2 separate regions of the Mus musculus genome follow, and region 1 is linked to region 2. Evidence: chromatin loops called from intact Hi-C (ENCODE). Cell type or tissue: left cerebral cortex. All regions are shown on one strand. Each heading gives the region's core, and the rest is flanking DNA. Links, peaks and the distances in the headings are about the cores only.

The links. Hi-C counts contacts between places; a loop is a spot of excess contacts. Peaks named below come from ENCODE experiments on the same cell type or tissue, not always from the same donor. Only the 100,000 strongest peaks of a DNase experiment are listed, where the experiment ranks them.
Region 1: a loop joins it to region 2, with 5 times the contacts of the local background. A loop is called at or near these places in 3 of 42 quality-filtered maps.

The regions. Positions count from the first base shown.
Region 1 is chrX:36,500,086-36,516,846 of GRCm38, forward strand. It overlaps a transcript of Gm14569 not described here. Among named protein-coding and RNA genes, the nearest start is that of Gm14569, 16 kb to the left of the region's middle. In left cerebral cortex, for the core only: a CTCF peak has its summit at 6,938 (motif pointing right); DNase peaks (open chromatin) are centred at 3,268 and 6,964.
Region 2 is chrX:37,065,624-37,082,384 of GRCm38, forward strand. No RefSeq gene overlaps it. Among named protein-coding and RNA genes, the nearest start is that of Snora69, 9.0 kb to the right of the region's middle. In left cerebral cortex, for the core only: a CTCF peak has its summit at 9,112 (motif pointing left); a DNase peak (open chromatin) is centred at 9,108.

The sequences.
Region 1 (16,761 bases), core at 3,149-11,148, 570 kb before region 2:
CTATCATATTTGACTCATGCTTCTTTGGTTCAGGGATTGGAGCAGAATTGAGAAGCTTCTGGAATGTATTGGCAGGCCACAGAAGAGCAATAGACTGGGAAAAGGACTGTGTGCCCTGAGACCCCAGGGCTGCATGGGACAACAGTAAAAAGGGATCTTATTTGATACATGGCCTAGAGCTGAGCCAGGATATAAGGCAACTAGTTAGAGAGAATGGCCCAGAACCCTACACATGATGACACATCTGCAATCCCAACACTCTAGAAAGAGGCAAGAGGAGATTCAAGTTCAAAGCCAGTGTGAGCTGCATACTGAAATCTTGACTCAAAACAAAGGCACAACTCAAGCCAGGCATAGTGGCTACTGTCTTTAATCTCAGAACTCAGGAGGCAAAGGCAAGAGGATCTTTATGCTAGCCTGGTCTATATATAGGCTTTAGGGGCTACATAGTGAGATCCTGTTTAAGGAAGAAAGAGAGAGAGAGAGAGAGAGAGAGAGAGAGAGAGAGAGAGAGAGAGAGAGAGAGAGAGAGAGAGAGAGAGAAGAGGAGGAGGAGGAGGAAGGGAAGGAAGGGAAGGAAGGAAGGAGAAAGGAAAGGAAAAAAAACCCCAAAGCCAAGGGCAGAATGGAGTTTTCTCCTCCAAAACCAGCCAATTCAAGGGTGTATGCTCCAAAAGTTTGCCACTCAATCACATATTCATGGCACACTATTGCTAAGCCAAAAAAGCAGTAGGACTGATTGCCCCTTTAAGAACTCGTTGATGTTTATGAAGCTCTTTCCATAAAGGAATGCTACCCCAAGAAAGAGTGGTAATGAGAAGCATAGTGGGAGAGCTGAAACATGTTGAGTATCTTAGGCACAAGAATTCCTAGTCATCAGGAACTGGATAATGAAAAAGCCACATTGGATGTAGAGTCTTCCGTGACCTCACAGTGCACAGAACGAACACTTAGATGCTGGTGGGAAGGTCTGCCCCACTGGGTTCACTGAGAATGACAGAAGCCCAGGAAGAATAAATGTGATCACGTGCGAATAATAGCACATTTCTGTATGGAGGGAGAGCTCCATGGAGGTTTACAAACTATGACTGCATATAAGAGTAATGGTGTGAGGACAGGGTTCAACGAGAAGCCTGTAAATCAACAGCAAACATCGTAACCCAAAAGGAAGTGGGGGACAAAATGAGAGAGATGAAGAAAAAGTCATTTCTTATAATCTCTAGACATAACTCATGACAAAAAAGGAAAAGGACTTTTTGGTTTGAGGGAGTGCGGCATTTTTAAAAGATTTATTCGTATTTATGTGTATCCTTGTGTGTGCATGTGTGCATGCCATGTGTGTACAGTTACCAGGGGAGGCTGGAAGAGGACATGGGATACCCTGGCGCTAGACTTTATAAACTGTTGTGAGCTGCACAACCTGGAGGTGCTTCAAATTGATCTAGGGTCCTCTGGAGGAGCAGCAAGCATTCTTAATCAGGGAGCCAACAACTCCTTAGTCCCAACAGAATGTATTTTTTAAATAAATGCATAAATATGAGTCCCCATAGAGGACTCTAGGAATTTTTGCAGAGAACACACCTGAGTCCCCAGTTAGTGTTTTCAGTGAGCCTCAGTTCCTTGTCTAAGTGCTTAGAGGATGAGCTAGATTTGGAGGTTGGGGTTCATTTTAGTCCCTTCAACATCTGAATTTTATAATCACTGGGATCCTCTTCCAAAGTTGCCAGTTCCTCTTAGAGAGGTCACATTTTGCAGCTTCACTACAAAGTGTGCCTGCGTTAACCAGCTGAGCTTAGCTTTAAGAGGAGGCTTTCTGAAAGCCTGGTAATATTTTCAGAGCAATCTCCTTTTTTTTTCCCCAGTCGTTTAGAAATTTAACTGTTTTTTTTTCTATTTTAAAAAATGTCCAGAGTTGCAGACTTCATGAAGATTCATCAGACTCTTTCCTCTACTCCTAAAGAGACTGTTATTCCCCTATTGCCTGCACACTCACATAGTGGTCAAAGGACAACCACAAATGTTTCTCCTCAGGAACTACTCACCTGTTTGTTGTTGTTTTTGGTTTTGGTTTTTGGTGTTTTGTTTTGTTTTGTTTTGTTTTGTCTTGTCTTGTCTTGTCTTGTCTTGTCTTGTCTTGTTTTGTTTTGTTTTGTTTTGTTTTGTTTTTTAACCACAGTGTCTCATCAGTAACCTGGGTGTCACCTGGCTAGACACCTGGGCTGTCTAGACAGCACCCCAAGGATCCCTTTCCCCACATCCCCAGGTCTAGGATCACAGGTTCATTCCATACCACACCCATGAATCTCAAGAGTTTCCCTCTGACTTTCTATTTTTCTAGGACAGCTAGGTTTATAGGGGAAAATCCGAATAAGGATGCAGAGGTAACACGATGACCCTCAGTTTGTAGAATCGCTCTTTGGCACACAAAGGCCACATGATAGGAAATAAGGAATGAAGACCTTGGGCTATACAAATACTTTATCTCCTCAGTAACCTCGGTTTGTTTTTGTTTTTTTTTTTTTTCTGAAAAACAATGCCTTGGGTGTCACTGTTGTTCTTTTCTTCTCCATATCTAGACTTTCCCATGCTCCTATCTCTTCACTGTTCATTTGTCTTTTCTAGCCCTCGTTTAGAGCGTCTCCCTTACACGCTGTACTAGATAACTGAGTTCTGTTGTTAAAATGTATTGCTTGTAATAGATAGCTCTGTACTAAATGTTCGAGCTTGCGCTCAGATCAGATGAATAAACCACTTTATGTTTCTACTTTCAAAAATTGTTAACTGCTCTAACAATACAAAACCTGTCCTTCCCCCCCCACCCCCCAATGAGCCTCAGCTACGTTGGATGAAAAAATCTCCCTAACAGAATTGAAGGTTTTATAAGGACCAGAAGTCCTGGTAGATGTAGGTTGTGACCCCTTTGGGGGTCGTATATCAGATCTCCTGCATATCAGATACTAACATTATGATTCATAGCAGTAGCAAACTTACAGTTATGAAGTAGTAACGAAAATAATGTGTTTGGGGGTCACCACAACATGAGGAATTGTATTAAAGGGTCACAGCATTAAGAAGGTTGAGAACCACGGCTGTAGACTCTGACACGTTGTAAGGCCTTCAACAAGTCACACAATCTCTGTAAACCTAAGTTTCCTGCCCTATAAAAGGAGCATAATGGAACATGTCTAGCAGCAGATTGAGAGGTGTCAAGAGTAGGGAAATAAAGGAAGTATGGTATTTATAAAATCAGATCTTTTGCCTGTGCTCTTCTGATGATTCATAGCAGATTCATAGCTTGGCAGAAGGCATGCCTTTCTCACGAAGAGAAAGAAATCAGGCATGTTGATCTCCTTAGGAAAGAAGTATAACACTAACACACATTTGCAAGGGGGGAAGCTATGGAGTTGGAGAAATCTAGGTTTGACTCCTGCCTCTTGTGAATATTATGATCTTGAGCAAAATACTGAACTGAGACCTAAATTTTCCTGTTAAATAGAGCCGTTTAGTACCTATATCATAAGCTAACGATGATAGCTCATTAATTTAAGAACAGTCATTTGAATACTACTATATGCTAAGAAAAGCTCAGAATAGTAGTCAAAAAAAGAGAAGGGCACTTCTCTCACAGGTAATTTGGTGAATCTCTGTGGCCTTACTGTGATTATAAGTGTTCATTATTCCCACAGAGAGAGATTTCAACCAAGGTCCAGAGACCTCTAAAATTGACAGAAATAATGTCATGGTAATACTCAACACAACATAGAGTGTTTTGATAAGATGCACCGCATCGTGCTGAGTAGACCTCATACATAGCACAACATCATAATGTATAGCCCTTATTCAAAACTCTTAAGATTAATTAATTAAGATTAATTAATTTTTCTGGCTTGAGCATTAATTAAATTCAATGGAGAGACATTTAAATTAGATTTTTATTGATATTTGTAAGTAAATGACTCACAAATTCCTTTTGTTTCTTAATTTTTTAAAGCAAGCACATTAAAACCATTTTGGCACTCTTTAAAACATAAATAAATATTTTAAAAATTTAAATTAAGGTAATAAAGCAGAAGAATTCCACAGAGAAGGCACTAACCACATGTGTCAACTTGAGTTGAATTAAATTAAATAAAACTAAACCTTCAGTTGCTTAGTCATACTGAGTGTAGCTCAGTAGCCACACGTGGTTAAGGCTGTGTTAACGGTTAACCTTCCTCACTAGGTTGATCCTCCAGATTTATGCCTTAGTAAAAATATTAGTTGAAGACAGTATTTTTCACTAGCCGCACATTTGAAAAGAATGGCCCTGGCGTTCCCCTGTACTGGGGCATATAAAGTTTGCAAGACCAATGGGCCTCTCTTTGCAGGGATGGCCGACTAGGCCATCTTTTGATACATATGCAGCTAGAGACATGAGCTCCGGGGTACTGGTTAGTTCATATTGTTGTTCCACCTATAGGGTTGCAGATCCCTTTAGCTCCTTGGGTACTTTCTCTAGCTCCTCCATTGGGGGCCCTGTGTTCCATCCAATAGCTGACTGTGAGCATCCACTTCTGTGTTTTCTAGGCCCTGGCATAGCCTCACAAGAGACAGCTATATCAGGGTCCTTTTAAGCAAAATCTTTATATGCCTCAGTACAGGGGAACGCCAGGGCCAAGAAGTGGGAGTGGGTGGGTGGGGGAGTCGGGGGGGGGCTTTTGGGATAGCATTGGAAATGTAAGTGAAGAAAATACTTAATTAAAAAATAAAAACGGTTCATCTGGAATAACAAAAAACCTAGGATAGCAAAAACTCTTCTCAAGGATAAAAGAACCTCTGGTGGAATCACCATGCCGGACCTAAAGCTGTACTACAGAGCAATTGTGATAAAAACCGCATGGTATTGGTATAGTGACAGACAAGTAGACCAATGGAACAGAATTGAAGACCCACAGATGAACCCACACACCTATGGTCACTTGATCTTTGACAAGGGAGCTAAAACCATCCAGTGGAAAAAAGACAGCATTTCCAACAAATGGTGCTGGCACAACTGGCGGTTATCATGTAGAAAAATGCGAATTGATCCATTTCTATCTCCTTGTACTAAGGTCAAATCTAAGTGGATTAAGGAACTCCACATAAAACCAGAGACACTGAAACTTATAGAGGAGAAAGTAGGCAAAAGCCTCGAAGATATGGGTACAGGGGAAAAATTCCTGAATAGAACAGCAATGGCTTGTGCTGTAAGATCAAGAATCGATAAATGGGACCTCATAAAATTGCAAAGCTTCTGCAAAGCAAAAGACACCGTCAATAAGACAAAAAGGCCACCAACAGATTGGGAAAGGATCTTTACCTATCCCAAATCGGATAGGGGACTAATATCCAATATATATAAAGAACTCAAGAAGGTGGACTCCAGAAAATCAAATAACCCCATTAAAAAATGGGGCTCAGAGCTGAACAAAGAATTCTCACCTGAGGAATACCGAATGGCTGAGAAGCACCTGAAAAAATGTTCAACATCCTTAATCATCAGGGAAATGCAAATCAAAACAACCCTGAGATTCCACTTCACTCCAGTCAGAATGGCTAAGATCAAAAATTCAGGTGACAGCAGATGCTGGCGAGGATGTGGAGAAAGAGGAACACTCTTCCATTGTTGGTGGGTTTGCAAGCTTGTACAACCACTCTGGAAATCAGTCTGGCAGTTCCTCAGAAAATTGGACATAGTACTACCGGAGGATCCCGCAATACCTTTCCTGGGCATATATCCAGAAGATGTCCCAACCGGTAAGAAGAACACATGCTCCACTATGTTCATAGCAGCCTTATTTATAATAGCCAGAAGCTGGAAAGAACCCAGATGCCCATCAACAGAGGAATGGATACAGAAAATGTGGTACATTTACACAATGGAGTGCTACTCAGCTATTAAAAAATGAATTTATGAAATTCCTAGGCAAATGGATGGACCTGAAGGGCATCATCCTGAGTGAGGTAACCCAATCACAAAGGAACTCGCACAATATGTACTCACTGATAAGTGGATATTAGCCCAGAAACTTAGGATACCCAAGGTATAAGATACAATTTGCTGAACGCATGAAATTCAAGAAGAACGAAGACCAAAGTGTGGACACTTTGCCCCTTCTTAGAAATGGGAACAAAACACCCATGGAAGGAGTTACAGAGACAAAATTTGGAGCTGTGATGAAAGGATGGACCATCTAGTGATTGCCATATGCAGGGATCCATCCCATAATCAGCTTCCAAACGCTGACACCACTGCATACACTAGCAAGATTTTGCTGAAAGGACCCAGATATAGCTGTCTCTTGTGAGACTATGCCGGGGCCTAGCAAACACAGAAGTGGATGCTCACAGTCAGCTATTGGATGGATCACACGGCCCCCAATGGAGGAGCTAGAGAAATTACCCAAGGAGCTAAAGGGAACTGCAACCCTATAGGTGGAACAACAATATGAACTAACCAGTACCCCGGAGCTCTTGTCTCTAGCTGCATATGTATCAAAAGATGGCCTAGTCGGCCATCACTGCAAAGAGAGGCCCATTGGACTTGCAAACTTTATATGCCCCAGTACAGGGGAACCCCAGGGCCAAAAAGGGGGAGTGGGTGGGTAGGGGATTGGGGGGGTGGGTATGGGGGACTTTTGGGATAGCATTGAAAATGTAAACGAGGAAAATACCTAATTAAAAAAATAAAAAATAAAAACGGGCGTGGTGGGGCACGCCTTTAATCCCAGCACTTGGGAGGCAGAGGCAGGCGGATTTCTGAGTTCGAGGCCAGCCTGGTCTACAAAGTGAGTTCCAGGACAGCCAGGGCTACACCTAGAAACCCTGTCTCGAAAAGCCAAAAACAAACAAACATATATATGGATATGGATATGGATATTTAGTGGCATTTCTGCTCTGTAACCACTAGATGTCAGTATTGTACGTTTCCTCCAATTTTGACACCAAAAATATCTCAGTGCTTTGCCAAATGTTCTCAAGGGAGCAAAATTGCTCTCCACCTCACTTGGAAGTTAGGAACCTCTACCTTGAGGGTATCATACGTACTTGAGTCAAATAGCAACTCTTCTTACTTACTAACTTAACCTGGCATTCTGAGTGTACGTTAGCTTGTTGACACATTTTTTCTGGCAGATTACAAAGTACATCGATTTGTGTTGAACAAGTGGCTTTAATAGTTTATTAAAGATATCGTAAAAGTGTCAAGCCATGCACATCAGCTGAACTATAGTCACTATGCCAGCAGGGATACGCGAGTGAGAAATAGCAACACTATTATACACCACACTTTGAATACTAATTTCTAATTTTATTTTTTATTTTGTTTTGTTTGTTTTTTGTTTTGTTTTGTTTCGATTTTTTTGAGACAGGGTTTCTCTGTGTAGTCCTGGCTGTCCTGGAACTCACTCGGTAGACCAGGCTGGCCTCGAACTCAGAAATCCGCTTGCCTCTGCCTCCCAAGTGCTGGGATTAAAGGCGTGCGCCACCACTGCCCGGCTTAATTTCTAATTTCTAGAAGTAACAAATGACAAAGAATTATGTTGCTTAAGAAATTGGTGAACGAACTCCTAGTATGATAACATTAGAGCAGCAGAAAGTGTTCAAAGGACTGAACATAAAGTCGCTGCAGGGAGAAAGCTATGTAGCATTAATCTCATTTAAACACACCACAGTGTGTATGATACATGAAGACATCATGCTTGAGGACTGTGCAGATGGCTCAGTGGTAAGTGTGCTTGCCGCTCAAACATAAGAGTTCATATCTCTAGCACCCACGTGTAAGAAAAAAATGCTAGGTGTGTCCACGCAGAGGATGGAGACAGGAAAAAAAATTGGAGTTCGCTGGTCATCCAGCCTACCTCCAGGTTCAGTGAGAGACCCTGTCCCAGAGGAATAAGACAGACAGTGATGAAAACAGGATGCCACACTTTCTTCTCTGGCCTCTGCAGGTGCACACGCAGGCACACCTACCAAAAACATGTGTGAGCACACACATGTACAAGCTACATCATACTGTATAGCATAAGCATATAAAATTATTCATTTGCCAATTCAGTTGGGAAACAAATAAAACATAAAAAGCTTACAAATAAATATATGGGTTCCTACATAGGGCTGAAATTTAGGCTCCTACTGAAATAGGACTCTTCCAAAGCAAACTACATCTTGGTCTAAGAAAAAGATTGCTCCCTAGAGTGTTTTTAAAGATCAAATGAAACCAGTCAACTGTACCTTCAGAGAAACTCCAAACACTTTCCAAAATGTTCCCTCCTAAGTTCATTTTCACAAAGGCAAATATTTTTAACTATGTTGTAAATAAACAAAGGTCAAGAAATTACTCAAGGTACAGATGTTATCTGTCCCTGATGTACCTGTCACTTCATTAACACCTATTAATCTGCCCATTGTTCTTGAGCAGAAAACATGTAGACTTGTATACTACAGGATGTCAGTTAGCAAAGTGCAGTGCCCATGTGTCTTACTTGCCTGGGAATTGGAGTTTTTAAATTATTTCTTGAAAACTAGGGGAAAGTATGGGTTTATCTCAAAAGCATGGGATTTTTCTAGTATGGACAAAGTCCTGAGTTCCGTCTTCACCACAGTAAGTAAAGAAAGAAATGGATAAATAAATAACCTGGGGGTGGGGAAGCAGAGGAAATTTTGGTTAGTTCTCACAACTCATCAAAGAAACTTCTCGTTGCAGTAGTCAGAGGAGAGCAATGAAGAAAGCTGCAACTTGCCAAAAGGCAGAGAACTACCGACCGTGGGGTGCCCAGGCTCAGTTGATACATCTACAACACAATCCCCATACCTAAGGTTCAGAGAACATCTCAGATCTGTAGTGGGAAGAAAGATTTTAAGAGCCAGAGGACAAGGAACTCTGCTGTGAGATTGTCTTCCAGATACGGCAATAAGTCTGCCTAAAGAAGACCTGAGCAAGAACACCACCAGTTAACATGGCAATGTAGATGGGGAAACCTCATGGGATCCTAACCTTAGATGAATTGCTACAGGCAATTGATGAATGCAGAGAGGGAGAACTAGACTTCCAAAAGGATGAACCCCTTAACTGGTTATTCAATACCAAGTGGTCATCCCTCAAACCAAAACATACAAGCAACACTAAATCAACTCAGCAGGTTGCAGTTATGTGTTTACAATATATTATAAATATATAACATATAATTAAAGAAAAGAGGTTATGGATTTAAGAAGGAGTATAGAGGACCTGGGAAGGATTAGAGGGAGTAGAGGGTGAAGAAATGATGTAATTATATTTTAATTAAAAGTAAAATAATTTTATATTTATATATTTAGCTTTGTGTGTGTGTGAGCATTTTGCCTGAGTGTATGTCTGTGCACTGCATGCATGCCTGGAGCCAGCAGAGGCCAGAGAAGGTGGGATCCCCCGGGACTGAGTTAACAGATGGTTCTAAGCCACCACGTGGACACTGGGAATTGAACTCAGATCTTTGGTAAGAGCCACCAGTGCTCTTTACTGCTGAACCATCTCTCCAGCACCAAAATACATTAATTTTTAAAAGCAGGGAAGAAAGGAGAGAGAAAGAGGAAGAAAAAGTGTTGTGAGGATACTAATGACCATTGGCCACACCCTTAATTACATCAAGGAGGGGAAATGGGGTCTGAGCTCACTGGCTGAGAAATTACAACTAGTCCTCCCAAGACGACTGGGACACACAAGGTTTAGTATCTGGATTGGATGATCAAGAAGAATGCACAGGATGCTGAATGTTAGCAAGTGGAGCTCAGAAAAAGTCCATTATTTGTCGTCTCTAATCTGAAGTGGCATTCTGCATTATTCCCGAGGCTGTCAAACAAGGTTTGCACCCAAGTGGGTGGGTATTACTAGTGCATGGCTGACAATAGTTAGCCCCTCATCAGGACCACAGAGTTGTCAGTCTCACCTTCCTGAATCCTGTTCTTTACTGAGGAGAAACTGGCTAGCATGACCTGAGTGTCTCATCATTCTGACCAGGTCCTCCAGATGACCAAGTCCACCACTCTCACTGGACATAGCACATAGGGCCTATCAAAAACACATTAGTTAAGGGTTAATCCACAAATGCCCAACGACTTACCAGCACATCTTGCTGTATCCAAGAGCAATCTCTGGGCCATAGAAAAACAATGTATTAGTTAGCCAAGGGAAGATCCACAGCCTTGGCTTCCAGTGGCTTGCAGAAGAAAAATCTGTAGAGATGGTCAAGACGCAGGCCCAGAATACCTGGAATGGAAACTGTTCAGGTCAGAAATGCTGTGTCACAGGAGAAATGGAAACTGCCAAACACAAAGTCACCTTTGCAGCAGGCCCACCTGGTTGCCAAGTGCCCTTGGTGGATGCTTTTGTTCTAACTGTTAACTGATCCTTTCTCTAGCAGGTAATATACAGAATTCTAATTTTATCATTGACCCCATGAACCACAGAATCCTTTCCCACTCGTGAAGTCAGCAGTCCTACCCTTAACAGGATCTGATTAGATTCTGAACTCCCTTGAATTTCCTTCATCTCCCATCTGAAACATGGTATTGTTCCCTTGAGGTTCTTGAAAAGGGAGTCAGTCAACATCTGTTGGGATCTGGTTGGCTCCAAGTATACTCATTTCCACCACTGTCTAAACATCTCCAAGTAAATGTCTATATCTAGAAATGAAATACTGAGTACAGACATGAGCTAGAGAGGAGACATACCCAAGTTCCTGTTTGGGGGTGTGTTTGTTTAGTAGATTCCATTTGTAAGTCCTATTAGGGTTCGTTAAAAGCATGTAATCCTGAGGATACAGTCAAACAGTGATTCTAGGAAAACCCCTGTTAAATGGATATACAATGGGACATGCTCCGGGGCTATTGGGGGAATCATGAATGTTTAAGTATTTAAGTAGCATGCTTTTCCTCCCTATCTTCTGCTCCTGAACCCAAACAAAAGCTCAGAGACTTACACCCGCCACCTTCACTATATATAAGTGCCTCTGTCTTCCTTTCATTACATTCTACTGAGCTGTATTCACATACTCCAACTCTGGTGAATCACTGTTCCCTGGGCTGAGCATCCCCTAAGAAGCTAACTCCTCAAGTATACCTTGATTCTGTCAACATCCTTCAACAGGTACTTGTGCCAGATAGTATGCTTGCTGGGCTCCAGAAAAGAAAAAGGAAATGTTTCACTCTGATGACTCAGCACAAAGCTAGCTATTAAAGTAGATACTGCTGTTGTGTACTTTGTCTCCTGTATGTTTCAGACCTTGTAAGAGATTCTGTGCCATCTATTTACATGGGCGCTGGCTGTTCAACCTCCTCAAACTCGCTGTCTCTGTTTCCCCTGCCTTTTCTTTTTCAACTTTGCTTTCACACTTTGGGAAGGGGAGTGGATAGTCTTACTTAAGACAAGCTGGCTTTCAACCCTCTGTAGAAGAGGATGGTCTTGAACTTTTGATCTTTCTGCCTCTACCTCCTAAGTGCTGGGCTAACAGGTATATACCACCATGCCACTATTATGCATTGTTGGGAATTGAAACCAGGGCTTTGTACATTCAAGGCAAGTACTCTATCCATCCACTGAGTTACAGTCCCTGAATGGCCTGCTTCTTAAATAGACCATCCTTTGAACTCAAGTCCAGATTTATCCGCCTGAAGCCAAGAAAACAGGCTTTTTTTATTTCCATCCTGAACATCTTAGGCTGTGGTAGATCCTGCCATGGGAAACAAATACTAAAATGAAGGCACCCTGAAAAAGCAAACCCAAGTGAATTGCAAGAAGAAGAATCTAAAAGGAACTGGCCCTGAATCCCAGAGAGGGAGCTTACCACTCATTTGAGAGCAGTGAAATCTCAACCATCATGACCATCACCACCCGTCTGGTCAAAGCGTTCACCATTCACTCTCAATTCCTCTGTCATCTGAGATTACAGAAAGAGCCTTCTAAAAGTCCACAGTATCTGTCCAAAGCCATCCACTAAGGGCACAGCCACAAGGGGAGAGATCTAGAGATGTGTCCTTAAAACAGTTGTCAAGGACACTTCATAAAGAGACCAGCAGGGATCCCAGAGTCCAGGCCCAGAGGATATTAATACATGTGGCCAAAAAGTTAACTTATATCGTAGCCTGTCTCAACTTTTTCCCATGATCAGTATCCTCCAAGAAACCTTTTTCTCCCTAATAGAACCCTAATACACTTTAATATAAGTATGCTCATTTTCTAATGCCTCATGTCTTATCACCATCAAGAGAGTAGGAGCAGGTGGTTACAGTGACACTGCAGGGGGTAGGGCATTAATGTTTTTAATCCCATATCTCTATGCCCAAAGCACCTCACCTTAGCACCTCATATGAAGGATCATTCCAAATGCCACAAGGCCACTTTGAACCTGCAGGTTGGCTATTCCATAGCTGCAATGAGGAAGCTGTGTTTCTATGTTGGATTCCTTGTAACAGATGAAGAGAGTTAGGAAAATGTAAAGTAGCTTCGCTAGTGAATGGTAAATAACCCTATATGTCAACATATTCATTCATTAAGCACATGGCTACATCTGTCAGGGTTATACTCTCCCCGTGGGAACTGCTTCTGCTTAAAATATACACACAAATCCCAAAACAACACTATGCACACATATTAAGAATATGCTGAAAGCCAGACCACCACCATCCATTACAACCATTACAAGTACATGCCTGTAATCCTAGTTAGGAGGCAGAGGTAGGAAGAGTCTAAGTTTGGGTCTAGCCTGAGCTACACACTGAGCCTGCATTTCAAAAAGAATATACTATTTTGAGATAGTTCTCTATCAAATAACTGAGGGACTGCATGGAATACATTTTTAAAATACAGCTTGGAATCAATTTAGAAAATTGTGACAGCTAAAACAAAACAAAACAAAACAAAACAAACAAACAAAAACCTGCAGGTGTTTTTCTTGAATCCAAATTCTCCTTTCTCGTTATATTTCCTTCTCCTGGTTGTTGGGAGCATCAAGTGAACACTAGCAAGATGTTTTTTTGACATTTGCAAGCTAAGGCCTGTGCTCTTGTCCAAGACTCTCTCCATAGTCCATATGCCCCACTGACACCCTCCTTGTACAGCTCTCCCTTCCTCAATTTTTGAATCACTTCTTAGAAACACTGGTGACACGGGACTGCTGTAAAGTGCCTCGGTGCCCAGGAAACGGCACAAAGGCACATTCTCTGCAGCTCCACAGTTTTCCCTGCACTACCTCCCTCGTTGCCTTGATAAGTAAATTGAGCAAGTCCTGCAGTGGTTTGGGGGAAAGTCCAGCTCTAGCTCCTCACTCCCTGGGAGCAGCTTGACCGTGCCAAGTTGGAACTCTGGCAGGAAGGAGAAAAGGCCCAGACACCGAGAGGCCTGGAGATGACCCAAAACTCCAGATTGCTTCTCTAGGGATTCTCTTGTTTCAGCTTTGCGCTCGAACCTGGCACTGTGGGAGCTCTCCCAGCGGTGCTCTGCCCCACCTATGTGGTGCACTCCCACACATGGGAGAGATGTTGCAAGTTCCACTCCCAAGTGAGGCACCACCTGCATCCCCTCTCCCCCCAGGGTCACTGCTCACTGTTCTTCTTTACTGCAAGCATTCTGCTAAGGTAGGTGCAGCCCCCTACCCTGCATGTCAGAGCGCTGCCACGATCCACTATGATGTCCACTGGGACCAGATTACTTACTTTGAGTCTTCGGGCAACCTTAATTACCAGCAGCAGAGCTTCTCAGCCAGCCACTAGCTCTTTATGCAGAACACCCTAGGAAGTACCTAGGAGCCCAGGCCATAGACACAACCTTGTGCCACGAGGGGGCACCTTTCTCCTCCAAACACCCACATACACGTGGCTCCGAATGGATGCAAGGAACTGTCTTCTGAACCAGATCCAAAAAGGGTTGGACTTGTTTCTTACCCGATCAGGAACTGTGGGCGCCCACTTTTCTCTGTATCCTATGTGCAAACTACCAGTTGCTCTTAGGCTCTTTTGCATCTCTCTGTACCCTGGAGCCAAGGAATTCAAGAGCTAATTAGACTTTTTAAATAAGTCTAAAGAGAACAGAATAGAAACTTATCAGAGCTGGGAAAGAAAGATGCGTCCTTTGGGGAGGAAATGTAAAATGGGCCGATTTCTGGAGTTTTAGACTGTAGCCTAGGAGTGGGAAGCAGAGGGGAGAGAAGTCAGGGACAGAAAAGGCATTTCATTGGTTTTGAACCAGAGTGATTGTTTGCACACAGAACATCTGTCCTGTAACTCCTAGACTTTCCTGGGGAATATCACTGCTGATATTCTGGAGTACTTGTGTTCAGGGTTCTGGAGTTACAAGATTCAAATCCTACTCCAACCAGAGTCTGCTGTCACAGACCTGTAATTTCAGCTTCACAGGAGGCTGAGCAAGTGAGCGACTGAGTGATCTGGAGGGAAAGGAGGGGGCTTCAAAGACGTTGTAGGAAACTTAGTGAGCTCCTGTCTCAAAATTCAAAGTACAAAGTGTGCTGACGGCAAAGCTGGAGTTGTGTGTCTAGCATGTGCATAGCCCAGCTTCAATCCTAGCACCCCAAAATATAAGTAAAACACAAAATTCTGAATCCAGGTGACATTTTTGTGGTGTGATAATTGCATTATGGTTTTGTGAGAAAAAAATGTCAGATGTATGCTGAAATATTTAGAGGGGGAGTACAGTGGTGCTTTCTATGTATCGTCAATTTGGTCAGAAAAATGCATAGCTATGTGTGAATACAAAGAGACAGAGAAAGGATGAGAAAACAAGCATTAAAAACAGTAGTTGGTGAATATAAGTGAAATACTCAACACACACACACACACACACACACACACACACCTTTAGTATTTATTTTTTGGACTTTGTCAAAATAAAAAGTTGAGGCTGCAGTCTTAGCTCTCCCTGCCCTTATCAAGTGTGCTAGAGAAAACAATGTGCTCTCTGGCTGAAACTGGAGACACTAACACAATCTAGACCAAAGGGCTGCTATAAAGATGGGAATGAGATAATAAGACTGTGTTTGCATGGTACCTTAGGAAGGCTCAAAACCTGGTAGGAATCACACATTAGATAAAATATTGTCTTGTCTTATTTTCAGGCTGTTTCATATGCATACATCTAGTCTCTTTGGCTTACATTTTAAGCCTCCAGAAATCCAGCCACTGTTTTGTTTTCATTCACCACAGTAGCTGATGCACGGTGACTAGGGCACTTCCTTAAGTGATCCCAGGGCACTGTTTTGTGGGATCTGTGTTCATAACATTGAAAATCATCGTATGTCCCAAGGACAATCATTATTTGTGACAGACTTCTGGAAGGAAAATATTGGCCTAGAATGGTAGGGAAGACATTTACAATAAGAAATAATAAATGAATAATTATGACAGCATACTGTGATGAAAGCTATGTGAATGTTCTCGTTTGTGAGAGAGAGTGTGCGTGTGTGTGTGTTTGTGTGTGTGTGTGTGTGTGTGTGTGTGTGTGTGTGTATGTGTTATAATGTAATATTGGACTACAATTGACCATGGGTAGTGGAAAACACTACAGACAAACCTTAGATAAAGGGAGACTAGTGTATGGGTGTTTGTTAATGGTATCTCCCAGTCCAAACTTCTTTTCCTTCCTTCTTTGTCCTTTTCCTCCTCCTCCCCTCTCCCTTCTTCTTTGACTCCTCCAACAATCAATCTTCAGTCTTTAGTATCACCTGTGCTTGGATGACTCTGATAGTGATTGGAGAAACAAGAGACATCCAGGAACATCACCATCACGTATCCACAGTTGGGTTTGGCTTTTTGTGGTAGAGGCTAGCAAGGAGGTTTGGAGAAAGTCTGTGTTATACAGAATGTTTAAAATATTCTACATCACAAACTCAGCTCCACGTGTGGTCCTAGGGGATCTATTGACTGAGCAGAGATGGCAGGAGTATGTAAACAGATGTCATGAGACACTCTAAGCACATACACCTCTTGCCTGTCTTCCAAATGGGCCACAGATGTTGGGAGTAAAGGTGCAAAGATGTGGAGGGCACGTGCCAATTTTTTTCTGGCTGCATTCATTTCCACTCTTGTAGCTGTGAGAGAACTCTGAAATAATTCTTTCTACTTTCCCCAAATCCCTGGCCTTCAAGAGCCTGGGGAGAGGGGTGGAAGAGTGCTCAGGATTAATCCAATTTTCTTTTCTCTCACCTCTAAGCATAGCCAAAATAATGATCTACAAGCTGAAAATAACTCGAAAGGGAAAGCGCATACATTTAATCACTCACACTACTCTCGGCCAAGAGCTTAGAGCAGAGCGGCTGAGGCTACACAGGTGCCACCTTTGGGATCAGAAGCTGGGCCAGGTACCTCCCCTACAGGCAGCTCTATCCAAATCCTACATCCTGCCCAACCACCAAGAAGGGCCCATGGAAGGATGCTACTCCCTCAGGTGACAGGAGACCTGCTCAGCTCAGTTTCCAGGATCTCTACCATTTAGCCAGACAGGCAAAGAACAGGTTAGGATTCCTTGCCCAGGCATATGAGAGGAAAGTAACACACACAACCCAAAAGAAATCCCTACCCCCCACAACCTTTTCCCCACACCTACCCCACCCCCACAACCCTACTGTCTGGATTCAATGATTCACACTGGCCTACCCAAACGGCCCCTGCTGTTCTTCAGTGATAAATTGTAATGTAAATATCTGTGTTTTTCTTAGGTGACTCCTAAAGGGGTCTCGACCCACAAGTTGAGAAGCA
Region 2 (16,761 bases), core at 5,586-13,585:
CAAAACACCCTTGGAAGGAGTTACAGAGACAAAGTTTGGAGCTGAGATGAAAGGATGGACCATGTAGAGACTGCCATATCCAGGGATCCACCCCATAATCAGCATCCAAACGCTGACACCATTGCATACACTAGGAAGATTTTGCTGAAAGGACCCTGATATAGCTGTCTCTTGCGAGACTATGCCGGGGCCTAGCAAACACAGAAGTGGATGCTCACAGTCAGCTAATGGATGGATCACAGGGCTCCCAATGGAGGAGCTAGAGAAAGTACCCAAGGAGCTAAAGGGATCTGCAACCCTATAGGTGGATCAACATTATGAACTAACCAGTACCCCGGAGCTCTTGACTCTAGCTGCATATGTATCAAAAGATGGCCTAGTCGGCCATCACTGGAAAGAGAGGCCCATTGGACACGCAAACTTTATATGCCCCAGAACAGGGGAACGCCAGGGCCAAAAAGGGGGAGTGGGTGGGTAGGGGAGAGGGGGTGGGTGGGTATGGGGGACTTTTGGTATAGCATTGGAAATGTAAATGAGCTAAATACCTAATAAAAAAATAATTTAATGAAAAAAAAATTAAAAAAAAAGAAAGTTGGGTGGGTATAATCTAGAAGGAGTTGGAAGAGGGGAAACAATAAGGTCAAAATATATTATATGACATAAATAAATAAATAAATAAATAAATAAATGCAGAATTGTGTGAGAAGGGAGAGGGAGAGGGAGAGGAACACAATGTTTCTGCAGACAAAGGCTCTTTCCACCAAGCCTGCAACCCGAGTTGCATCTTTTTTTTTTTTTTTGCTCATTTTTAATTTTTATTGATTTTTTAATGCTGCACAACACAATATTTATTTCATCTTTAGGATCCACCCGGTGGAGGAAGAGAAGCAGTATGTGCTAACTCTCTTCAGACACTCAGGGGCCATGCTGTACTCAGGGACTGCATGGACCCTCCACCCCACCCCACCCCCAGTAAATAAATGAGAAAATGCTTAAATGAGTATTAGTGTCTGTGCTTCTGTGTATATATGTACATGATATGTGATGGTATGTGCTACGTGTGCTATGACTTGAGTGTGGGGTCAGAGGTCAGAGGTCAGAGGTCAGAGGACAACTTTCTGGAACCAGTTCTTGACCTGTACCTTTGTGTGGATTCCAGGCCATCAGCCATGCACAGCAAGCCCTCTGTCTGCTGAGCCATCTTGCTATCTCCCCCAAACCCCAAAATGTTAAGAGACACACAATAATTGTGCCAATGTGTAGGGTATATTATTATCTCCTTTTAAGACAGAATCTTGGGGCTGGTGAGATGGCTCAGTGGGTAAGAGCACCCGACTGCTCTTCCAAAGGTCCAGAGTTCAAATCCCAGCAACCACATGGTGGCTCACAACCATCCATAAGGAGATCTGACCCCCTCTTCTGGAGTGTCTGGGGACAGCTACAGTGTACTTACATGTAATGAATAAATAAATCTTTAAAAAAAAAGAGAGAGAGACAGAATCTCACTATGTATCCCAGGCTAGCTTCAAACTCTTGTCTCAGTCTCCTGAGTGCTGGGATGATACACACAGCTCCTCACCTGACTGCTCAGAGTGTCAGACTGTGATACAAGTATACAATGTGATACTGCTATAGCATGAAATTGGAGTAGTAAGGATATCTACCTCTATCTATTTAACCTCCCTCCCTCAAGGATTTCTGAAAGCCAAAATCGATGGGCCACTGCAGGATTTCATACCCTTAAATATTGTTCTTGGCTGTAGATAGAACCTAAGCTCCCCATGACCTAGCCCTGGATATTTCCCCAGACTCTCACCCCTCTTCATTACTTCCTCTGGCATCCCCCCAATCCATCCCTTTTCTGCAGTCTGGATCCACTGAGTGACTTTCAGTTCCCTAAAGTCTCCTAAGCTTCCCTTAACTGGTCCTTCTCACGGTCTGTTTCCTCTGCCGGAACAGGAGGTAGACTGTGTTCCATCTTCAACCTCCTCTGATCCTACAGATGAGGAGCCTATGAAAATATGGTCTGTCTGTGCCAGTCCAAATGAGCCTCTGCTTTGTCATCTGTGGTGGGTTCGGAAAAAGAAAATAGGAGTATGGGGTAGCTGATCTTAAGTTTAGATCCACCGGCTTTCTGATTCAATTACATAGTTGCTTTGTGGTGAGTTATTTGCCTTCCTCTCTCATATATCTGAGCCCTCTGAAAAACCGCATAGAAGGATCCTTTCTTTTCCCTCCCCTTCTGTCCCCTCCTCTTCTTTCAGTCTGTAACCCAGACTGGTCCCAAATTTAGGACTCTCCTGCATTAGTCTCCAATGCCTGGCTAGGATCCCTGTTTCTAAAAAACACAATATTAAGTGTACCTTCAGAGTCCCAAATGTGGTCTCCAGGTTCATGATTCTTAGAGCTTAGGCATCAATGATAATTTTCTCACTTCAAACAGAAGAAAGCTAGCCAGGCACAGCAGTGTGGAACTATAATCCGAGGACAGGGGAGGCAAAGACAGGAGGTCTACAGGTCAGAGGCCACTGAGACCATATAGTGAGACCCTGTCTCAAAAAAAAAAAAAAATACCAAATGAAGAACTTGAAAGTCCCAAAGTTGGGGGCTGGAGAGATGGCTAAGTTGTTAAGCACATTGACTGCTCTTCCAAAGGTCCTGAGTTCAAATCCCAGCAACCACATGGTGGCTCACAACCATCCATAATGAGATCTGATGCCCTCTTCTGGTGTGTCTGAAGACAGCTACAGTGTATTTACATATGATAAGTGAATAAATCTTAAAAAAAAAGAAAGTCCCAAAGCTGTTGCTGATTGTGGTAGGCGAAGCATAGCTGGACCCAGGCTCAATTTTCTTTTATATTTCCTTTCTTTTCTCTCTCCCCCACTTCCCGTGTCTTTTCCTTCCTTCTTTGATGGTTTTCTGGTTTTCCTTTTACTCTTTTTTTTTTGAGGCAGAATCTCAGCTATCCCAGGTTAACCTGAAATTCATGACGTAGCTGAGAATAGCCTTGAACTTCTGATCCTCGTGCCTCCACTTCCAGAGTGTTGGGATTACAAACATGTGCCTCCAGACCCAGTGTATGTGGTGCTGGGGATGGAACTCGGGGCAAAGATTCTATGAAGCAGACTACATCCCCAGCTTATTTTATGATGTGGTGCACGCCTGTAATTCCAGAACTCGGGAGGTCGAGGCTGGAGCATCACAAGGTTAAGGTCGCCCTTGACTATATACTGAGTTCAAGGCCAGAATGGCTTACACAAGACCCTGCCTCAAAGTTTCTTCCTGTCAAAAACCAATTTCCCAATGCCCCAAATCAAGTTAAACAGAGGGCCTTGTGTGTCCTGTGGTTTCCAGGCCCATAAAGCAGTTACAAGTTGTCTTACTTGGGGTTTCTATTGCTGCAACAAAACACCATAACCAAAAAGTAAGTCGGGGAGGAAAAGGTTCATTAGAGTTATACTTCCACATTGCTGTTCATCATTGAAGGAAGTCAGGACAGGAACTCAAATGTGGCAGGAGCCTGGAAGCATGGAGAAGTGTTGATTACTGGCTTGCTCAGCCTGCTTTCTTAGAGAACTCAGGACCACCAGTCCAGGGATAGCACCACTCACAATGGGCTGAGCCCTCCCCTATCATTCACTAATTAAGGGAATGTCTTACAATCAGGTCTTATGGAGGCATTTTCTCAATTAGGGTTCCCTGTTTTCAGATAACTGTAGTTTGTGTGTCAACTTGGCATAAGACTAGCCAGGACACTAGTTCTAGATTCAAGGCCCAAGTCTCCTGAAACAGGCTACTTTTGGTCCCTGGCTATTAAGTCACTTAATCAAGTCAGTTGCTACCTGAACAGCAAAGTGCTCTGTGGTCAGCCCGGGGACAAGAAACTGAAGCCACCGAAAGAAACCTAGGCAGATCAGAGGCCATGTAAACAAACAAACAAACAAACAAACAAACAAAGGCTATGAAAATCCAGCCCACTGTATATGTGTGAAGAAACCATCATGGAAGTAAATCCTGCAGGCTGGGTAGCCCCACTGCCCCAAACCAAAGCACACAGTCTAGGTCAACCTGAGTTCTTTGCCCACACACAAAAAAATGACCACAATAATCTTTGCTCTGAGCTCTTGTGGTTTGTTGCACAGAGGTAGAGCAACACAGCAGTTTTCCTTCCTTGACCTGTACAGGCAACAGACAGATAGCAGCAGCAGACACTGTCTCTAGCGGCCTTCAAAATGCAAGCAAACTGCTATCTCTTCAAGCACAAAGGGTTTGTTTGTATAAAGCATTTCCAGTCTGAGAGTTCTAAATTAAATTTGAACTATACCGATATAAATATTACAAACATGCACGGATGTCACTCTGGAAGCTAAACTATGTAACTACATACTAGGGACATAATCTGTTTCAGAGTCTGCCAATCTACCACCCCCACACTATAAAATTTAAAATATGTGAAGTTTAGCTGACTCAAATCTGTAATCCCAACATAGAGGAAAGAAAATTGCTGAGTTCCAGGCCAGCCTGGACTACATATTGAGTTTCATCCAGTCTGTGCTGTGGGGGGAGAGACCTGTCTGGTTGATGATAATAGTAGTGGTGATGGTGGGCATGATGATAGTGTACTAATTCTAGATAGTCCCCTTGGCCTCTGTATTCGCTATCATGATACTTAAAATTCCATAAATATTTATGAACTAATCTCCTTAAGCAGGTCTGAGTTTTCCTTTTTTGTTGTTGTTGTTGTTATTTTGGTTTTGCTTTTGGTTTGGTTTGGTTTGGTTTCTGAGACAAGGGCTCATAGTGCAGGCTGGCCTTGAACTAAGTCTATAGTCAAGAATGGCCTTGAATTCCTGATCCCCTTGAATTCCTGACCCTCTTGCCTCCATTGCCCTGATGCTAGACTAATAGGCATATATGCTAATACATGCATGTCTATGCTTTTCAAGCTGCAAGACTAACTTAGTGGGGCACAATGTACGTTTTTTCAATGAAATAGAAATATGATATATTATATATAAGTATTAAATAAAGATATAAGGAGAAGCTGAGTTGTAGAGATAAGCCATTAGTAAGAGCTCTTGATATTCCAACAAGAAGGCCTGAGTTCAGAACCCAACACCCAAGGAAAAAGGAGAAGCACGGGTATTCATACATGTACCTGTAACTCTAGCACGGAGATAGGAAAAGACAGGAGGATAGCTGGGGTGTTGGCTATCAGCCTAGCTTCAGGCTTCAGCGAGAGACTGTCCTAAGGGAATATGACACACGGTGGTAGAGTAAGACATCCAACAGGCTGCTGTGTGCACACATACATCACATGCTCCCACATGAGCACGCGCGCGCGCACACACACACACACACACAAACAGTAAAATTCCCTAAGAAAGTAAAGGCTAAGTATGGTGGTGCGTGCCTTTAATTCCAGCACTCGGGAAGCAGAGGCAGGCAGATCTCTGTGAGCTCAAGGCCAGCCAGGGTTTCATAGTGAAACCATCCTCAAAAAGACAAAACAAACAAACAAAACCCCAAAACATTAAAGGGAGGGAGAAAATGAAGGACAAGAATATTGTTGAAAGAAACAGCTCAAAGGAATGAAGGACACTGTTTATTATGGAGATAATTTCAGGGGTGAAGACTCTGGAATACACATTTTAGGCTTTCCCAGGGATGTCATAATGCCCAGTGTGGAGGCAGTTTTAGTAACAAAACAGAGTTATAAATCAAGGCATTTTTAAAATGCGTTGGTGGGGGCTGGTGAGATGGCTCAGCAGGTATGAGCACTGACTGCTCTTCCGAAGGTCCTGAGTTCAAATCCCAGCAATCACATGGTGGCTCACAACCACCCGTAATGAGATCTGACTCCCTCTTCTGGTGTGTCTGAAGACAGCTACAGTGTACTTATTTATAATAATAAATAAATCTTTAAAATAAAATAAAATGCATTGGTGGAAACCTCAGAGAAGCAGTTGCAGCAAGATGAAGGAGCCCTCTGCTCCAAGCCTCCGATGCTATTTGATGGCACTCTCAGCTTTGGAGATGGGGGAAGCCTGCGGCATTACTACATTCCAAAAGGTCTTTCTCTGTTAGGTCTGATACAGAGGTGGGAAAGGAAAGGCTATTTAGGCAGCTAAAGCTGGCCCAAGATAGAGAGTATAATTAGGTTCTGGACCTGCAACATTCCAACCTCTCCACACCACCGTAGCTCTAACCAATCACAGCTTCTTTCCAGGAAAGCCCATTCACAGCAAGGGAAGAACTGGAAAAAGAAAGAAGAAAATGGACATTGTGGGAAGTCTTTTTAAAGATGGATGCGTTTGCTGCTGGGCAGTGGTAGTGCACACCCTTTATCCCAGCACTTGGGAGGCAGAGGCAGGAGAATCTCTGTGAGTTTGAGGCCAGCCTGCTCTACAGAGTGAGTTCCAGGACAGTCAGAGCTACACAGAGAGACCCTGTCCCAAAAGAACAAACAAAAAGATTCATTTGTTTTTTTGTTTTGTTTTTCGAGACAGGGTTTCTCTGTGTAGCCCTGGCTGTCCTGGAACTCACTTTGTAGACCAGGCTGACCTCAAACTCAGAAATCCACCTGCCTCTGCCTCCCGAGTGCTGGGATTAAAGGAGTGCGCCACCACGCCTGGCTTGTCATTTGTTTTGTTTGTTTTTTTTTCAAAATTTCATACAACTGTCTCCTCTATGCCTTTCCCCCTCCCACTGAACCTAGTCTTCCCCGGAAGTCTCCCTCTTACATTCACTACTCCTCTGTGTGTGTGTGTATGTGTGTGTGTGTGTGTGTGTGTGTGTGTGTGTGTGTGTCCTGCTGCATTTCATTACACTTGCCGGCATAGCATGAGTGGATTATTTACTCAAGCAGGGCAATTTATCAGTAGCTATCCTACTTATCCAGTACCTGTTACCTGCCCAAAAGCCTCAGGGAGGGGATGGAATCCTACAAACCCCTCCTCTACCCATGATGGGCCCCCTGTAGTATAGATTTTGTGCAGAGATCTATTGCTGCTGTGAGTTCATGGGTGTTTCACAGCACTCTTCCGACGTTCTTTCTTGCCTTTCCCCACAATGTTCCCAGAGCTTTAGTATATTTAGGACGGAGCACTTGGTTACTTTGATCAGTTGCGACTCTGTATTACCTGTTACAGACTCCCCTGTAACTCCCCTGACCAAGGCTTAGAGCAGCATTGGATATGGATATACACATAAATGTTTATGTGTTTGATACAATGCCCATTTAGCAAGGCAATAGTAGTTAGGTCCCCTGCTGGGGCCAATGGCTTGCCCAGCTATGGGCTTTTTATGCTATTTGCCATCAATTCCCCCTGTGGAATCAGCCTCAAGTTCAATCAGAAAATGATTGGTTACCCCTTTGTAGGAACTTCTAAAGACCAACTACTAACATCTATTGATTGGCCAGGCATTGGTTTATTATTTTGAGTCAGGAGCTCATGTAGCCCAGGCTGGTTTCAATATATACCTGAGGATGGCTTTGAACTCCTGGCCCTTCTGCCTCCATCTCCTAAGGATTAGAGGTGGACAAAGCCATGCCCAGTGTTTTTTCTTAGATCTATATCTATTAAACACACACATATTAAACAGAGTCTCACTGTATGTCTCTGGCTAGCCTGGAACCCACTGACCAGGCTGACCTCAAAAGATCTGCCTGTCTCTGTCTTTCAAATCCTGGGATTAAAGGTGTGTACCACCACAACCCCTCCCCATGAATGTGTGTGTGTGTGTGTATGAGTTGTTGCTGTGGTTAAGGTCTCATGTAATTCAAGTTCGCCTTGAACTTACTACACAGCCCAGGGTAGCCTTGAATTCCTGATCCCTCTGTGTTTGCCTCGAAAGTGTTGGGATTAGAGATGTGTACCACGATGCCCAGTTTATGCAGTGCTGAAAATGCAACCCACCATCTCATGCACGCTAGGCAAGCATTTTACCAACAGAGCTACATCCCCAATCTCAATATGTTTTACTTATAGAAGTTGTTAAAACTGACCAAAAGAACTCAGTTTTAGCTAGGAATAGTGGCTACTTGAAATCCTAGCACTTGGAGGTGAAGGCAGGAAGACAAGGAGTTCAAGGCCAGACACACACACACACACACACACACACACACACACACACACACACACACACACAGGATTTAGAGAGGGAAGGAGGCAGAGAGAAAAAGCATGAGAGAGAAAGTGGGGAGAGGAGCAGAACCAGAACCAGAACCAGAGCCAGAGCCAGAGAGGTTGGTTTCATTTAAGGTGACTCCTGGGAGCAGGAGATACAGACACTAGGAAGAGTGTGGCTCAGTAGTAGAGTCCTTATATACACAATGGTCCTGCATCCCATCAAAAGAAGGAAGAGGAGGAAGAAGAGGAGATGGGATGCCCATATATCCTACATCCATATTCCTCTACGATCCTAAGACTGCTTTATTCTTTTTGTCTGTGTATGTGTGGGGTGGATGTGCACATATGAAGTCCACATGTATGTGTGCCTTAGAATGGGGAGGCCAGAGGCTGTGTCTTGTGTCTTTCTTAATTGTTCTCCCAGTATTTTCCCTGTATTATTCTTAATTTTATTCAATATTTTAAATATTTAAATATTTTAAAGGTTTATTTACATATGTATATAGATAAATATAATAAAAATAAATATATGTTTATTTCCATATTTATATAGATACGGGTACTTTTCTGCATGTACATCTGCACACCAGGAGACAGCATCACACAGTTATGAATTGCCATATGGGTTCTGGGAATTGAACTCAGGACCTTTGGAAGAGCAGTGAGTGCTCTTAACCACTGAGCCATCTCTCCAGCCCTGTTCTCCTCTTTATTGAGGCAAGGACTCTCACTTGAGCACAAAGTTTACCAAAACTGGGCTAATCTAGCTAGCGAGGTTGTTCTGGGGATGCCCTGGTTTTGTTACCTCCCGTGTGCTGGAATTAGAGGGTAACCTCTACACACATCTGGCCTTCATGTGGCTTCGGCAAGTGCTTTACCCAGTCAGTCATCTCCCTACCTTGTTTAGACTCCATTAAAATACAAGTCTCTGAGAACCAGGAAATCAGGCCAATGCAGAAAAGCGTTGCAAAGGCTCCCTCTGGCGGTAGCAGCCCCGAATGACAACTTGAGACTCATTCTGCGCCTCTAAACAGAGGTAACATTTAATTCCACTGTTCGCCCCCTTTTCATTTTTGGTTTTCTGTTTTTATGGATTTTGTAATGTACCTAGGACTGGCCTTAAACTCTTCACCCTCTTCCTCTGGCCTCTACTTCCCAAGTGCTGGAATTGCAGGTATGTGTCTCCATGTCAGGTTCAGTTTTGACTCCTCACTAGTCCAAATCAAAGATGGCGTGACAGGTAAAAGCACTTGCTGCCAAGCCTGGCAATATTTCCATCACTGGTGTCCGTATGCTAGAGAAAAAATTCCTCTGACTTCCATTTGTGTGTCCTGGCATATCACATATTACACACATGCATGAGTGCACACATACACCATGATGAAATAAATAAATGTAGCAAAAAATTCATAGAGAGCATGTTTTCTTTAAATCCCACAATCTATAAACTGATTTGTATCAGAATTTATTCCATTTTTATTCTATATGGCATCTTTCCCACATGTCAGCATCCTTGGGGTCTCTAAAATACCCAGACTTAAAACAAATGTCAACATAAATGACTGTAGAAAGCAGAAAGAGAACGAAAGAAGCAAACAGCCAATGACAAAGGACCAGAGAGGGAAGGCGTCTCTCCAGGCGATTCATGGCCAGCACACAAGTCTCTTGTAACAGAGGCCCTTGCCCAGGCCTGCTCAGCCCAAGCCAGCCTATTTACAGGCAAGATCATACAGACCTGGTCCTTGAGACATTCTGGATTGGCTCTTCACCCAACTTGAAATGAGACCCAACTTGGGCCAATGGGGTTTTTCCTCTCAAAATCTGGCTGTTGAGATTTGGTGATTTCAATCCATTTCTGATTCTCTGCCAGGAGGAAGGACAGTGAAGCAGCTGTGCAGAAAGAATCAAGCCTAAAGAGAGAGGGGGTGGGGCTGGTAAGATGGCTCAGTGGTTACGAGCACTGACTACTCTTCCAGAGGTCCTGAGTTCAAATCCCAGCAACCACATGGTGGCTCACAACCATCTGTAATGAGATCTGATGCCCACGTCTGGTGTGTCTGAAGACAGCTACAGCATACTTATGTATAATAATAAATAAATCTTTGGGCCTGAGTGAGCGGGATTGATCAGAGTGAGCAGAGGTCTTAAAAATTCAATTCCCAAAAACCACATGAAGGCTCACAACCTACATATAGAGTGTACTCATATACATAAAATAAATAAATCCTTAAAAAAAATATGCTTCTAGATTTTAGGGTTTTCTTTGATATTTAAAGTAATAAAAAGAATTTTAAGAGGGGGGGACAGGGCACCCTGCTTGATTTTTCAGTGGCTTTAAAGGCTTGCATCTGCTTCTTCTGGAAGCCAACTTTTTCCTTAAAGGTTTATTTTATTTTGTTTTTACTTGTGCGCATGCGTGTGTCTGCTTGAGTTTACACACGTTACACATGGAAGATCCACTGGAACTGAACTTAGGGAACTGAACTTAGGTCCTCTGAAAGAGCAGGATGTCCTGTCCTCTAAGCCATGAGCCATCTCTTCCACCCCCATTTCAAAGGTTCCAGCAGTATATATTAAGTGTATATAATAGCCGGGCAGTGGTGGCACATGCCTTTAATCCCAGCACTTGGGAGGCAGAGGCGGGCAGATTTCTGAGTTTGAGGCCACCCTGGTCTACAGAGTGAGTTCCAGGACAGCCAGGGTTATACAGAGAAACCCTGTCTCAAAAAATCAAAAAAAAGTATATAATAATGGATATCATTCTGGCATTTTCATGTGTGTATAACATATTTTGATCATATGCTCATTCCCCTCTCATTCCTTGCTAGCCCATGCTGACCCCCCTTTCCTCTTTTACATGTCTTTTTGTTAGTTTTGTTTTTTTTTAAATAGATGACCCAATGGGTTTAATTAGTGTTCCTTACAGGATCACTGAGGAAAATCTCTCCTTCTCCCAGCAAACTTTCTGGGCCTCATGAGCTCCTCCCATTCTGTGAAGGAATGTTGCTAGGCCCGATCTTCTGCTGCTCTTACTTTAGCAAGCAATCACAGCTACTTCCATTTCGAGTACAATGGGCAGGGCGTGGACATCTGAGTCTTTAATTCTAACACTCAGGAGGCGAAGCCAGGAGACTCTCTGTGAGTTCAAGGCCAACTTGATCTCTATATCAAGCTCTAAGACAATGGGACCGTTATGATCTTAAACGTCGCTCAGCTTCAGAAGGGACACACCAGGCCAAACAGTTCCACGTGAGGTTTATTGGGAGAGAGAGGGGCAAGGTGGCAGTGGAAAGACAAGGGGGGAGGGGAAAGAAAAGGAGGGGGGAGCTTTCTTTATATATGGATAATGATGTAATCACAGGTGAGCCAAGTGGATTCTGGGAATATGGTGGTTGTTGCCTTGGCAACAGATCTGCGGGTTCTGCCTATGTGATGTTATGGGTTTCAGAGGTCCTGATACCAACAAGGACCAATAGACACCTTGTCACAAAACAAAAGCAAAAGAATACAATGGCCATGTCATGCCTCAAAGACATCTACATATAACCCTTTCCTTGGGTTCCTACATCCATCCCCCTTCCTCCATATATCATTTTTTTTTGTTTTTTTGTTTTCCCAGAGATCCCAAGTTCAAATCCCAGCAACAACATGATGACTCACAACCATATGTAATGAGATCTGATGCCCTCTTCTGGTGTGTCTGAAGTCAGCTACAATGTACTTATGTGTAATAATAAATCTTTAAAAAAATAAGAGCTGGGCAGTGGTGGCGCACACCTTTAATCCCAGCACTTAGGAGGCAGAGGCAGGCAGATTTCTGAGTTTGAGGTCAGCCTGATCTACAGAGTGAGTTTCAGGACAGCCAGAACCCCCCCACCCAAAAAAAAAACAAAAAAACCAAACAACAACAAAAAACACAATGACATCATGTCTATATATAGACTAGGAAATATAAAAATAAAGACGAGGTCACATATAATGAAATATGTGTACTTGTTGAACAAAAGATACGTTTAATTATGTTCACAGCTACACTATTCATGAACACTCCAACCAGGCACGGTGGTCTTGCATTGTGTTACTGGGGAGGATAACTCATAGCTGCTTCTACTAGTTGCTGCTATGTGAGAACAAACAGCAGTATGCAAGCCACCCCCTTGTGTCTATCCTGCAGAGATCATAATCTGGTTTAAAAAAAAGGCTGAAATCAATGAATCAAACACACATGCAGGTTTATAATCACAACTGTGATGTAAACCCGGAGGCTGGTTGAAGAGGTAAGCCTAACTGGACTGGGAGGAGGAGATGCGAACTTCAGGGAGAAGGTCTCTGTGAACATAGAAAGTAAGCTGCCACTTGAACAGTCTGGACTTAGCAAGTGAGGAGGAGGAGGAGGAAGAGGAGGAGGAGGAGGAGGAGGAGGAGGAGGAGGAGCATTCCCAGTTGAGGGAAGGCACAGCATCTTGTACTGTGAGGGGCAGACCCACACTGCTGAATCCAACTCAGCAAACAGGGCATCTGTGAAAGAAGCAGGGGATGGTGTGCTGAGTTGTGCCTGTCAGAGCTCACTGGCTCACTGGCAGGCAGGGTAGTGCTATGGGACCAGGCTTTCTCGGCACAGGCATTGTTGGGATTTGGTGTTTGCGGGATAATTCTGTTGAGGACTAACGCCTGCAAGCTGTAGTATGTTTAAAAGCCATCCACTGTTAATGGCACCTCCCTTCCTCGTTACAACCAGAAGGGTCCCCAGACAATGTCAAATATCCCCAGGGACAAGATCCCTCCTCCTGGGCTAACTGCCAGACCATAGCAAGAGTAGTTTTCTTGATCATTTCATCTTCGTTTATCCAAAACACACAAAGCCATGCAGTCTTTTTTGTTTTGTTCTGTTTTGTTTTGTTTTGTTTTGTTTTGTTTTGAGACAGGGTTTCACTGTGTAGCCCTGGCTGTCCTGGAACTCACTCTGTAGACCAGGCTGGCCTTGAACTCAGAAATCTGCCTGCCTCTGCCTCCCGGAGTGCTGGCATTAAAGGCATGTGCCACCACGCCCGGCTGGAGCCCTGCAGTCTTGACTGTGGGACCCTTGCAGATCACACTTTGGGGCTGGCTCTCTGCTCACGCACTAAAGCTTTGTGTAGCTAGGGGGTTGATGTTTTTTAGAGAACCATTCCTGAAAAGAATGTCATAGGAGTATGAATAATACTCCAACCAGTATCTCCAAGAATTTACAACATTATTCCCTGGTCAACAGGGTTCTTATTTTAAACCCTGCTAACAGCTACGTAGCATGATCCAAGCAGTTAAAAAGTGGGTAGTTAGGAACTGGTCATGGAGCCACACACCTGTATTCCCAGCACTTGAAAGGTGAAGGCAGGAATATCAGGAGTTCAAGGCTGCTTTTAGCTATATAGTGAGTTCTAGGCCACCCTGGGACACATGAAACTGTCTCAATAAAACAGCTGCCAGGAGCAAGAAGAAACTTTTGTCGTCATCTGTAAAATAGGAGAATTATCTGTTACCATTGGCCTTGTGTAGGGACTGGAGTTGAAGACTGGCTCAGCAGTTAAAGACTACACTCTGCTCTTGCAGAGGACTAACGTTCTGCTCCCAGCACGGGCCAGCAGCGCACAAACACCTGGGACTCCAGCAAGAGGACCCACCAATAGACTTCTGCTATCCTCAGGCATATGCACGTATCCAGACACATGCATAAACATAATTAAAAATAAATATAGGGGCCAGGCGGTGGTGGCGCACGCCTTTAATCCCAGCACTTGGGAGGCAAAGGCAGGTGAATTTCTAAGTTCGAGGCCAGCCTGGTCTACAGAGTGAGTTCCAGGACAGCCAGGGCTATACAGAGAAACCCTGTCTCAAAAAAACAAAAATAAATAAGTAAATAAAATAAATATAGGGGCTGGAGTGACTCCGTGGTTAACAGTTCTTGGTGCTCTTACAGAGAGTCTATCTGGACTCAGTTCCCAGGACCCACCCCAGGCAGCTCACAGCGGCTTTTCACTCCAGTTCCAGGGATCCGACACTCCTTCTGAGTGCACTCGGCCATCACACTTAGTATTCATACATGCACAGACACGTACACAGGAAAAAAAAAGTTTAAATGTTTTTTAAAAATTGTTCCTTTATATAGACTTGTAAAAAATTTAACCAACTTGTTCATTCTGTAGCCCAGGCTGGCCTTGAACCGCTAACAAGTCCACCTCAGGCTCGGAGCGGTAGGGTTGCAGGTGTGAAGCATCACACCCAGGGGATTTTCATTTCCGTCCCTACGCCAAATTGCAACAACTGTTTCAGAGCTGGAGCTGGAATCCATGCAGCATCTCCTGTTTCTTGAGGTGGCTCCGATCACAGCCCCCTCCCTACCATCCTGGGTATTCAGCATGTTACGTACTGCTGGGGGAGGGAACCAAACCCCCCAAGTGTTTATTCTGCCTATACCCTAACTAGTCTACAGCTGGTTGGGTCAAGTGACACTCTTCCAGCGCTCAGAAAACAGAGGCAGGTCTTTTATGAGCTTCAGGTACCCTGGTCTACAGAGTTCCAGGCCAGTTACTCCCCCCATGGGGCTCCAGTCTGCACAGTCCACTGAGGCTTCCAGCTCATTTCAAATCCAATTACTCAACCACCCGTCTCCAGCAGGTCAAAGGATCTCACACCATCATATATCTTCCATTTCTGTCATCCACTCAAGGTCCCATGAGAAAGTTGATATACCTTTACTGTCATCTTGGCAGTCACTTAAACAGGTTCTGATGCTGTCCCAACTTGCTCTTTAAACAATTTAAAAATGTGTATATGGGGCTGGTGAGATGGCTCAGTGGGTTAGAGCACCCGACTGCTCTTCCGAAGGTCCAGAGTTCAAATCCCAGCAACCACATGGTGGCTAACAACCATCCGTAACAAGATCTGACTCCCTCTTCTGGAGTGTCTGAAGACAGCTACAGTGTACTTACATATAATAAATAAATAAATCTTTAAAAAAAAAAAAATGTGTATATATTTTTTGAGACAGAATCTATGTAGCCCCAGCTGTCCTAGAAATCATTAAAGTCAAAGAACTATACATCTTCCCCTGGAATGCTGGGGTAAGAGTGTGCTACCACACAGCTGGCTATAAATGCTCATCTTTAAATTGTGTCTGTGCGTACGGGATTTGTAGGTACCTTGAGAGGCCAGAGGCACTGGGTCCCTTGGGATGCTCCCGGGTGGTTGTGAGCTACCTGATGTGAGTGCTTAGGAACCAACCAAACTCTGCTCCTTCAAGGTGGTGTCAAGCACGGAGCCATCTCTCCAGCCCTGAAAATGCTTGGAAATTTGTCAAGTTAATTCTATAATCTGCTTGGATTTAAATAACTACCATCAGCCGGGGGCGGTGGTGGCACACGCCTTTAATCCCAGCACTTGGGAGGCAGAGGCAGGCGGATTTCTGAGTTCAAGGCCAGCCAGGGCTATACAGAGAAACCCTGTCTCGAGGGGAAAAAAAAAAAAAAGAACTGCCATCCATGACGACTCTAGTTTTTAGTTTTGCTGCGCTGGGTAGAGAACACAAGCCCTCACACATGCTAGGCCAGTTCTATGTATGCATATGGCTGGCTCCGTGTCATAAAGGGCAATACTGCTAAAAGTTGGGACCTCCACACATTACTAATCTTCAAATAAATGTAAATTTAAACTTTTATGCAGAAACCTGGGCTCAGCATGGCAAGCATGCTTTTTTATTTTAGCACTTGGATCTCTGGGAGATCCTGACTCAAAAGACTCGTGGATATGGCAGCACAAACCTAATTCAGACAAGCTTGAATCGTAATATTATCAGAATACTCTTGAAAAATCTCTACAGGAGGCGGCTGTGGACTAGACTGCCAACCCCTAGTTCCTATGATTCCAACTACCCAGCCTTAAAGCAGCTTCTCTCAGGCTATGTGGGTCTGGAAGAGATGGCTAAGCAGTAGAGTACTATTCTTGCAGAGACCCTGGTTTCAATTCCTGTACCCACAAGGTCCACATTCATATTAAAGAGCCTATAGAACAGTGGTTCACAACCCTCCTAATGCTATGACCCTAATACAGTTTAAGTTGTGGTGACCCCCCCCCCATGAAATTTTTCACTGCTTCATAATTTTGCTGTTGTGATTTGTAAAGTTTTCCAATGGCCTTAGGTAACCCCTGTGAAACAGGATCAGCCCCTAGGTTGTGAACCACTGCTACAGGGCTAGGGGTGCAGTCCAGTTGCTGTGAGTGCTGGCCTACATGAGGCCCTGAGCTCAATCTATAACACAAGGGATTAGAACAAGCCACTTTGTTGGGCGGTGGTGGTGCACACCTTTAATCCCAGCACTTGGGAGGCAGAGGCAGGCAGAGTTTGAAGCCAGCATGGTCTACAGAGTGAGTTCCAGGACAGCCAGGGTTACAGAGAAACCCCGTCTTGGAAAAAAAAAAACAAAAACAAAAAGCCACTATGCAAAAGTGGGGGATTGCTTTCACTGAGATAGCTGTTGGTAAAGCCCTTGCCATAAACACCTGGAACACATGTAAAAACAGAGGACTCCAGTTGTCCTGACCTCTACACTAACACTGTGGCTTAAACATGTGGACTCAATCTTAAGGTTTA